Linked DNA regions of Homo sapiens: region 1 is linked to region 2. A link is a loop called in an ENCODE intact Hi-C map of the cell type or tissue named here. Cell type or tissue: PC-9. All regions are shown on one strand. Links, peaks and the distances in the headings refer to the core of each region. The heading gives the core; the rest is flanking DNA. Region 1 overlaps BAG3 (BAG cochaperone 3). Region 2 has its middle 12 kb from the start of TIAL1.

Evidence for each region. Hi-C counts contacts between places; a loop is a spot of excess contacts. Peaks named below come from ENCODE experiments on the same cell type or tissue, not always from the same donor. Only the 100,000 strongest peaks of a DNase experiment are listed, where the experiment ranks them.
Region 1: a loop joins it to region 2, with 4 times the contacts of the local background. A loop is called at or near these places in 62 of 110 quality-filtered maps.

Annotation. Positions count from the first base shown.
Region 1 is chr10:119,665,587-119,669,965 of GRCh38, forward strand. BAG3 (BAG cochaperone 3) reads left to right here. Exons shown (of 4, transcript NM_004281.4): 2 at 4,265-4,379. Among named protein-coding and RNA genes, the nearest start is that of BAG3, 16 kb to the left of the region's middle. RefSeq lists an enhancer at 143-696 and a silencer at 2,775-2,956. In PC-9, for the core only: no CTCF peak of the experiment used is centred there; a DNase peak (open chromatin) is centred at 2,325; H3K4me3 peaks cover 732 bases; H3K27ac peaks cover 4,000 bases.
Region 2 is chr10:119,606,440-119,610,824 of GRCh38, forward strand. No RefSeq gene overlaps it. Among named protein-coding and RNA genes, the nearest start is that of TIAL1, 12 kb to the left of the region's middle. In PC-9, for the core only: a CTCF peak has its summit at 2,074 (motif pointing right); no DNase peak of the experiment used is centred there.

The sequences.
Region 1 (4,379 bases), core at 380-4,379, 59 kb after region 2:
GTTTTTTACTTAGTAAAAGCGGAAGCATTTGCTGTTGTGACCCTAATGATAGTGGATGGGAACATTAGAATGTGGCATCAGCATTCCTGGCATAGACCTCATTACGGGTGGGAGTTTCATTTTTCATTGGAATTATTCATTCATGTAGAAGTGTTTAATTGCCTATTTTGTGAAATTCATGTTTTTTTTATTTAAAGCAATTTTTTGTTGTTGTTGTTTTTTTTTAAACAAAACCCCACCAGAGTAGAAGGGGAGCCTGGAACGTCTTTTAGATGCAGTGCTCACAAGGAGACACTTGGTTTTTTATTAAATGGCAAAAATGGGTCATTAATTCACCCAAGCCCAGGAATACAGACCTCGGGACTGTTGGAGAAGCAGCCAGGCCGCCCTTGCCTGTCCTGACCGTCTCTGCTTTCCAGCTGTGCCGGCAGGCTTGGCCTGTTCAGTGGACCTCACGCACGGTGGAGACCTTTCCCCTTCCCCCCACATGCCTCTCATTTTTCTGGGTGCCCTTTACCCTCCAGGCCCTCTGCCCTGCTTTGTGCTCATCTCCTCCTCCCTGACGTCCTTCTTCACTTCCCAGCATGTCCTGGCTTCTCCTTTCCAGTCCCTCTGTCTTGCTGAGGCATCTCCTGTGATGGTTGGAACACTCAGAAGGGTGGACCTCAGCCCCCACTTCCAGCCTGGCCCCTGGTCTCTAGCCTCATCTCCCTCAGCTCAGCACTGACCCCCAAGCCTGCCCCTTGCCACTGCTTCCCACCACTCTTCTGACACCACTGCCCCTGCCTGCAGTGACCACATTCCTTCCCCGTGGACCAAGCCATGTCTCTGGAAAGGTTGAATATTGGCTCCAGCAAGCAGTCTCTGCTGTCACAGTCTTGTGTGCAGACAGAGTTGTTTTTCCTTCCTCCCTCTCTCTCCTGTCTTATTCCCCTTCTCTTTTTCAATGGAGGCACAAAATGTGCTCAGCGAGATGCACGAGGTGCTCAGCGAGATGCACGAGGTGCTCAGCGAGATGCATGAGGTGCTCAGCTCGTGGCTGGCTCAAGGGCTTTCTGGATCCAGGGGCTTCCCCCAGGAGGAGCTGCATCTCCTCAAGGCCTGTCTGAGGACTCCAAGCCCTGGAAGGGTCTGGCTATAAGGGGTTGGGATCAGCAGCTCTCCCAGTTAAAACCAGAGAGTGTGGGTGGGATGTGGCAGAGTGGGCAGTGTGGGGGTTTGATGGAGTTTTACACAGCCATACACCCATTTACCACTGCCCAGAAAAAGAGAATATTCCCATCACCTCAGAAAGCTCTTTCGAGACCCTTCCCAGCCACTACCATCTCCTCCAGAAGTGACCACCATTCTGGTTTCTAGCACCATCGATTCACTTTGTACTTCACTTTTTCTTTTTTTTCTTCTTTTTGAGACAAAGTCTTGCTCTATTGCCCAGGCTGGAGTACAGTGGCATGATCTCAGCTCACTGCCACCTCTGCCTCCGGGGTTCAGGTGATTCTCCTGCCTCAGCCTCCTGAATAGCAGGGACTACAGGTGCCCCCCACCATGCCCAGCTAATCTTTGTATTTTTAGTAGAGATGGGGTTTCACCATGTTGGTTAGGCTGGTCTTGAACTCCTGACCTCAGGTGATCTGCCCGCCTTAGCCTCCCAAAGTGCTGGTATTACAGGCTTGAGCCACCGTGCCTGGCCCTATCCTTCACTTTTGATTCCTTTGACACTTTGGAGTCTGAAAAGCATAATTTTGTGCGTATTTAGGGAGAAACTCACATTTATTGCCAGTCTTCCGGGCATCCCTCTTGATATGCCCTTATAAAACCTCACAACATTTCTCCAGGGCAGGTGTTGGCTAGCTCCGTTTTCTAGAAAAGGAAGCGAAGGCTTACAGAGGTAAGAGAATTACCCAAGCTCACAGAACTGTTAGAAATAGAGGTACGAATCACACTTAGACCCTACCTAGGGCAGCGTCTACCCTGGAAGAGCCTGTGCCTTTCCCCATCCCTCAGGGCCTCCGTGCTTTCCAAGTAATTCTGCTTCTTGTTTGTTTCCTGCCCCCTTAGCCCATCTTCTAAGCCCCTGTTGGCAGGGAGTGCCCCTTGCTGGTTTGGTAACCCCATAGGACTCCTCAGCGGGTGGCAGGATGTTCCCCCAGGTGGTGGATGAGGGTTTGCTCACTGCTGGTCCCTGCTGTGTGGAGTGTGCAGATGGTTGAGGCTTTTGTGCGTGGCTGGGAAGAAACAATGAGCCCCTGGGCAGCCAGCAAAAATGACACTGCAGGACTAATGCAGGCTCCGATTTCGGCTGGAAGGAGGAGGACCTCAGTGAGTGGACAGAATGCCCACAGGCACGTTATGACTCAACACTGAGTAGCAGAGGGTTTCTTCAGCGCCTCTTGCTGGCTCCCTGTCAGGGCCATCTCACGGCAGGAATTCAGCTCTGAATGTGAGGCCTGGACCTGCTCCTGCTCTTGGGTGACCTGAGAGTTAAGCAGGCTAATGTAATGCCGCCGCCCTGAGCACGTGGCTGTTCTAATCTGAGAATGCCTGTCTGCCCATGTCCCCAAGGACACAGTGACACCCATGCCTTTCCTGTGTGCTGGAGGCCCTCCAAGGGCAGGGTCTCAGCAGGAGGGAGGCAGTTGATGGGCCTGAAAGGGCTAAACCAGGGTCAGCCACCTGGTGCCCACGCCTGCACACAAATAGAAACATCACAGAATTAATGGTCTGTTCTCTCAAAGTGCAGAGCAGCCCTCAGTATCTGTCCTTACTTTTGATTGATTCCGCAGCAGTAGAGATTGTCCCCTGCAAGCTCATAGATTGTTAGCCTTTGGCGTTTGTTCGCCGTGCAGACAGCTGCCTTCGTCAGGAAAGATCACTCCCCTTCTTAAGAGTTGCCTTACACAGATATATGCAAATGACACTTATCAGTAGCTCCCCTCCTGGGAAAGGACCCTCGGTGCTCGGGGACTGTTAGGACTTCTGTTGCGCAGCCCAGCTTGCTGAGAGATGGCATTGCCCAGTGAGTGACTGGCCAGCCTTGTTGTCTGAAATAAGATCTTTCCTGTGGTACATCTGGAACTTGGCCTTCTCAAGGGTCCCAAAATAGCCAGGCCACTGAAGGGAGAACTTCAAGAGAGGACATAAGAGAAGGACCCCAACTGCTCCTTGCCCAAGCAGGCTCTGTTGCGTTGAAGAAAAAGTTCTTCAGTGATACTTGTTAAAGCACAGTCAGGAAGATTTATTCGGGGCCATCAAGATAGGCACAGGGACCACGGCAGTGGGGTCGTGCAGTCATGGGTAGAGACTGGGCACAACTTCAAATACAACACGGGCGATTGGGAATTTATAGTCAAGGAGCAGTGTGGATGGAAAATTAGAAGAGGAAACATCAGGGCTAAGGGTGTTTCTGGCTATGCTGACCAAACAGGATTCTTGCCGAAGACAGGCCAGGGTGATTAGACAGCACCTGGAGGCTGTGGAAGCTGATCAGATAGTGAGGCTGGGGAGGGGGTTTCTGGCTAAACTGACTTAGCAGTGTCTTTTGCTAAAACTTGACTTTACAAGGAAGTGCACAGATGGGCCTAGGAGATGCTTCGGAAGCCTAAGATTTGGTCAAGCAGAGAATCTTTGTCAGTTGGCATCGTTAGGCGACACAGTTAACCCTGGGTGCCCCTCTCTCCCTATGCTGCCTCTGCATCCCTGTCCTTCCCCTTCCTGCAAATTGTTCTAACAATACTCCTGAGGAGGCAGCCCTCGCTCCCCAGCCCACTTCTCTGTAAAGATTCCCAAACTGTGTCCTGTGTTTGGGCCCAGTACAAGCTCTATATTGCTGGGAAATGTGAGGGCCTTTTTGGAAACAGAGACGCTTGCTGTAATGTAGAGGTTGGAGCTGACCCCTGCTCCTGGAGCTCATCTTCTGATCCGGGTCTCTGAAAATGCGGGCATGGGCAGCTCTCCTACACTCACCGCTTCCCTCAGTCACCCAGAAAAGAAACCTGTCTTACCAGTTTGGAGAATTGGGACCTTTCCTTTGCTTAACAGATACTTTTGGCTTTCTCCTGATGCCCCTAATTCCTAAACTGTTGGCCAAATAGCAACCTCTATGGGGTGGGGGGTTTGGAGGGTACAGGGGCTGGGAGCTGGCTGACGCTTTGAGGCCCAAGTCACTCGGGAAGATCACAATGCCAAGCGCCACAGTGTTTCCTCTGCCAGGAGGGTTCACTTCCCAGTTTCTAACCAGCCTGTGTTTCTCCACTTTTTATTTCAGGAGACTCCATCCTCTGCCAATGGCCCTTCCCGGGAGGGCTCTAGGCTGCCGCCTGCTAGGGAAGGCCACCCTGTGTACCCCCAGCTCCGACCAGGCTACATTCCCATTCCTGTGC
Region 2 (4,385 bases), core at 91-4,090:
GTTTGGGAAGATGAAACAAGTTCTGGAAATGGATGGTGGTGATGGTTGCACAGCAGTGGGAATGTGCTTAAGCCACTGAACTATACACTTAAAAGGGATTAAAATGGTAAATTTTATCTTATATGTATTTTACCACTACTTTTTTATTTTTTATTTATTTTTTATTTGTTTTGAGACAGAGTCTCGCTCTGTCACCCAGGCTAGAGTGCAGTAGTGCAATCTCAACTCACTGCAACCTCTGCTTCCCGGGTTCAAGTGATTCTCTTGCCTCAGCCTCCCAAGTAGCTGGGACTACAGGCATGTGCCACCATGCCCGGCTAATTTTTTTGTATTTTTAGTGGAGACAGGGTTTCACTGTGTTAGCCAGGATGGTCTCGATTTTCTGACCTCGTGATCCGCCCGCCTCGGCCTCCCAAAGTGCTGGGATTACAGGCGTGAGCCACCGCGCCCAGCACCACTACTTTTTAAAAGGCTGTGATGGAGATTTCTTTAAGAAGATTAAATTTAAAGAATACCTAATTTATTTGATCTTACTGAAAGGAAAGCAAACAACTGAGGGATAATTTGGGGATATCTTAATAATAAGTACCTAGAAAACCAAGTGAACAGAAAATAAGGAATTTACTAACTCTCCTTTTTTTTTTTTTTGAGATGGAGTCTCGCTCTGTCACCCAGGCTGGAGTGCAGTGGTGTGATCTCGCTCACTGCAAGCTGGGCCTCCTGGGTTCACGCCATTATCCTGCCTCAGCCTCCGGAGTAGCTGGGACTACAGGAGCCTGCCACCAGGCCCAGCTAATTTTTGTATTTTTTTTTTTAGTAGAGACGGGGGTTTCATCGTGTTGGCCAGGATGGTCTTGATCTCCTGACCTCGTGATCCGCCCACCTCGGCCTCCCAAAGTGCTGGGATTACAGGCGTAAGCTACCATGCCCGGCCGAAATTTACTAACTCTTTAAGATGAAAGTTATATAGGAAAGGAAAAGTGATTATGTTGCATTATTTGGCTCAGCTGTAGATAGCAGTTACAGGGTCATAATAACATACACATGAGGCCAGGGCAGGCCGACCATTTGAGGTCAGGAGTTTGAGGCCAGCCTGGCCAACATGGCGAAACCCCGTCTCTACTAAAAATACTAAAATTAGCCGTGCATGGTGGTGGGCGCCTGTAATCCCAGCTACTCAGGAGACTGAGGCACGAGAATCGCTTGAGCTCGCAAGGTGGAGGTTGCAGTAAACCGAGATCGCGCCATTGCACTCCAACTTGGGTGACAGAGTGAGACTCCGTCTCAAAAAAAAAAAAAAAAAAGAAAAATTCTGCAAGTGATTCCCATTACCCTTGGGATAAGTTCTCGCATCCCTATAGAGGCTCCCCGGGCCTCACCTACTTCATCAGCCAGAGCCCTATTCAGCATGCTGAGAGGCACAAGAATTGCTTGAACCCAGGAGGTGGAGGTTGCAGTGAGCTGAGATGGCACCACTGTACTCCAGCCTGGCAACAGAGCGAGACTGTCTCAAAAAAACAAACGAACAAAACAAAAAACAAAAAAACAACTACACACAGCGCCCCACTTATGATTCTTCAACTTTGCGATGGTGCAAAAGCAATAGCATTCAGGACACGCCTCAACTTACAATGAGGTTATATGGGGATAACCCAGTTGAAAATACTGAAAGTTGAATTCCTACATAGGATATTTTCAATGTTCAATGGGTTTATCGGGAGGTGGAGCATCCCGATAAACCCATAAGCAGGGGAGCATCTGTACCATAATTTCTGTTTTCCTCACTGGACCCTGACTGATACGCGGATCCATTATATCCACTTTAAAGACAAGAGAAGTGAGGCTCAAGGAAATTAAGAAGCACACCAAAGGTCACTGCTGCACAGGGCCCTGGCTGATTCTCCAGCCTTTGCCATACTCCATATTACCACTATTAAGCTACATATCAACAGACAATTGTCCTCTATGAAAAGCAGATTGTCACAGGTTATTATGACAATTATTTGAAGCTGATGTCGCCGTGGGATGGGCTCTGTTCTGCATCCTGAAGGCTGCGGCTGGTGAGACAGCAGAGGGAGCTCTGTCCCTAAGGAGACAGCCTCCAACCTGCTGGCCCCGCCGGGAATAAGGGCACCTCGATACCTGTCGTGATTAAAAGATTTGGGTAAGTTCTTCATCCTAGAGAAGGTAGGCTCCTTGAAGGGAAGGGAAAGGAAGCAAGGGAACACGTATTAGGCTCCAGGAACTGTGTTAATTTGATTTTTAAAATGTTAAACGGGAACTGCGTTGTTTGAAGCAGGCTGTCCTCCAGGAGCAGGAATACAGGGCCCCTTCCCGTCCTCCTCCCACCCCACGCCTGATTTCACCCCCAAGTTAAGGGGAGCTTCTCTGAAGTGGGCTACACTGGCCACTGGACAGTTACTGAGTAAAAGGGACCTCGGATAAGGGTGTGGTTCTCCTCCCTGGATCCCCTGATGCCACCTCACAGGAGCACTGAAGGGCAGCTGGCACCCTCACTGGAGAGCGAGCATTCTCATTCTCCCTTCTCCTCCCGAGACCTGCACCAGCTTTGCCTTGGCTCCAGGGGCTGTCTTGTTCTTGCTCTTGCTCTCTGCATCCATTCTTCCAGATGATGATGGATCCCTGTGAAACTGACTTGTCCCATATCACAGACCAGCATCTGAGACTCAAATCTGAGCATCAGGGAAGTAAACCTTCAACCTTGGAACCTGTACACAGACCTCACAGCTTGATCAACTCAGACACAGAGGGCAGCTGTGGGTCCAGCCCAGCCTATCCACTCTCTCTAGTGGGATTTGGAGGAACACTCCACAATCCCTTGGCTGGCCTTCCATTTACCCTCCATTGCCTGCTTTGGAACTAGGTCTAGGTAGACGTGACTGGCCGGAGGTAGAATATGGCCATTTCTTTCTTTCTTTCTTTCTTTCTTTTTTTTTTTTTTGAAATGGAGTTTCACTCTTGTTACCCAGGCTGGAATGCAATGGCACAATCTCGGCTCACTGCAACCTCTGCCTCCCGGGTTCAAGCGATTCTCCTGTCTCCGCCTCCCATGTAGCTGGGACTACAGGTGTGCACCACCACACCCAGCTAATTTTTATATTTTTAGTTGAGTTGGGGGTTTCGCCATGATGGCCAGGCTGGTCTCGAACTTCTGACCTCAAGTGATCTGCCCACCTCAGCTTCCCAAAGTGCGGGGATTACAGGCATGAGTCACTGTGTCTGACTGAATATGGGCCTTTCTGATTCCCCTAAACAAAATGCTATTTCAAAACAAGAGGTAATATGTTACTCATATATATATATAAATATATAAAATGATATATGATGTATATATATCATATGACATTGTCAAGAATAAATTGAATTCTTAGGAATTCACCACCCAACCTAAGAATGAATAAGTCACCCACACTTGATATCTGTATGTTCCATCTCTCTCATCTGTTTCGCCTCCAGAGGTTCTGAGTTTGTGCTTCTAATATTTTCTTATTTAAAATACTAATTTATCACAATTATATTTATTTATTTTGAGACAGGGTCTTGCTCTGATGCCCAAGCTGGAGTGCAGTGGTGCAATCATGGCTCTCTGCAACCTCTACCTCCTGGGCTCAAGTGATCCTCCCATCTCAGCCCTCCAGTAGCTGAGATTACAGGTGCGTGCCACCACGCCCAGCTAATTTTTGTATTTTTTTCAGAGATAGAGGTCTTGCCATGTTACCCAAGCTGGTCTCAAACTGCCTGCAGTCCTCCCACCCTTGGCTTCCCAAAGTGCTGGGATTACAGGCATGAGTCGTTGTGCCCAGACAATTGTATTTATTATTGAATTACATGAGCACTTTTTTTTTTTTCTTTTGAGACAGAGTCTCATTCTCTTGCCCAGGCTGGAGTGCAATGGTGTGATCTCGGCTCACTGCAACCTTTGCTTCCTGGGTTCAAGCAATTCTCCTGCCTCAGCCTCCCAAGTAGCTGGGACTATATAGGCAGGTGCTACCACACCCAGCTAATTTTTTTTGTATTTTTAGTAGAGATGGGGTTTCACCATGGTCAGGCTGGTCTCAAACTCCTGACCTCAGATGATCTGCCTGCCTCAGACTCTCAAAGTGCTAGGATTACAGGCGTCAGCCACCGCACCCAACCACCTGGCTAATTTTCTGTAGCCACAGGGAATCTCACTGTATTGGCCAGGGTGGTCTCAAATTTCTGGCCTCAAGTAATCCTCCCATCTCAGCCTCCCAAAGTGCTGGAATTAGGCGTGAGCCACTGCACTTGGCCAAAGGCAAGATTTGAAAAAGAAATGAAACTTTAAAAATGTAAAACAATTGTTTAAACAAACATAATGGTTAAACACCAAATTTGATGCAGAT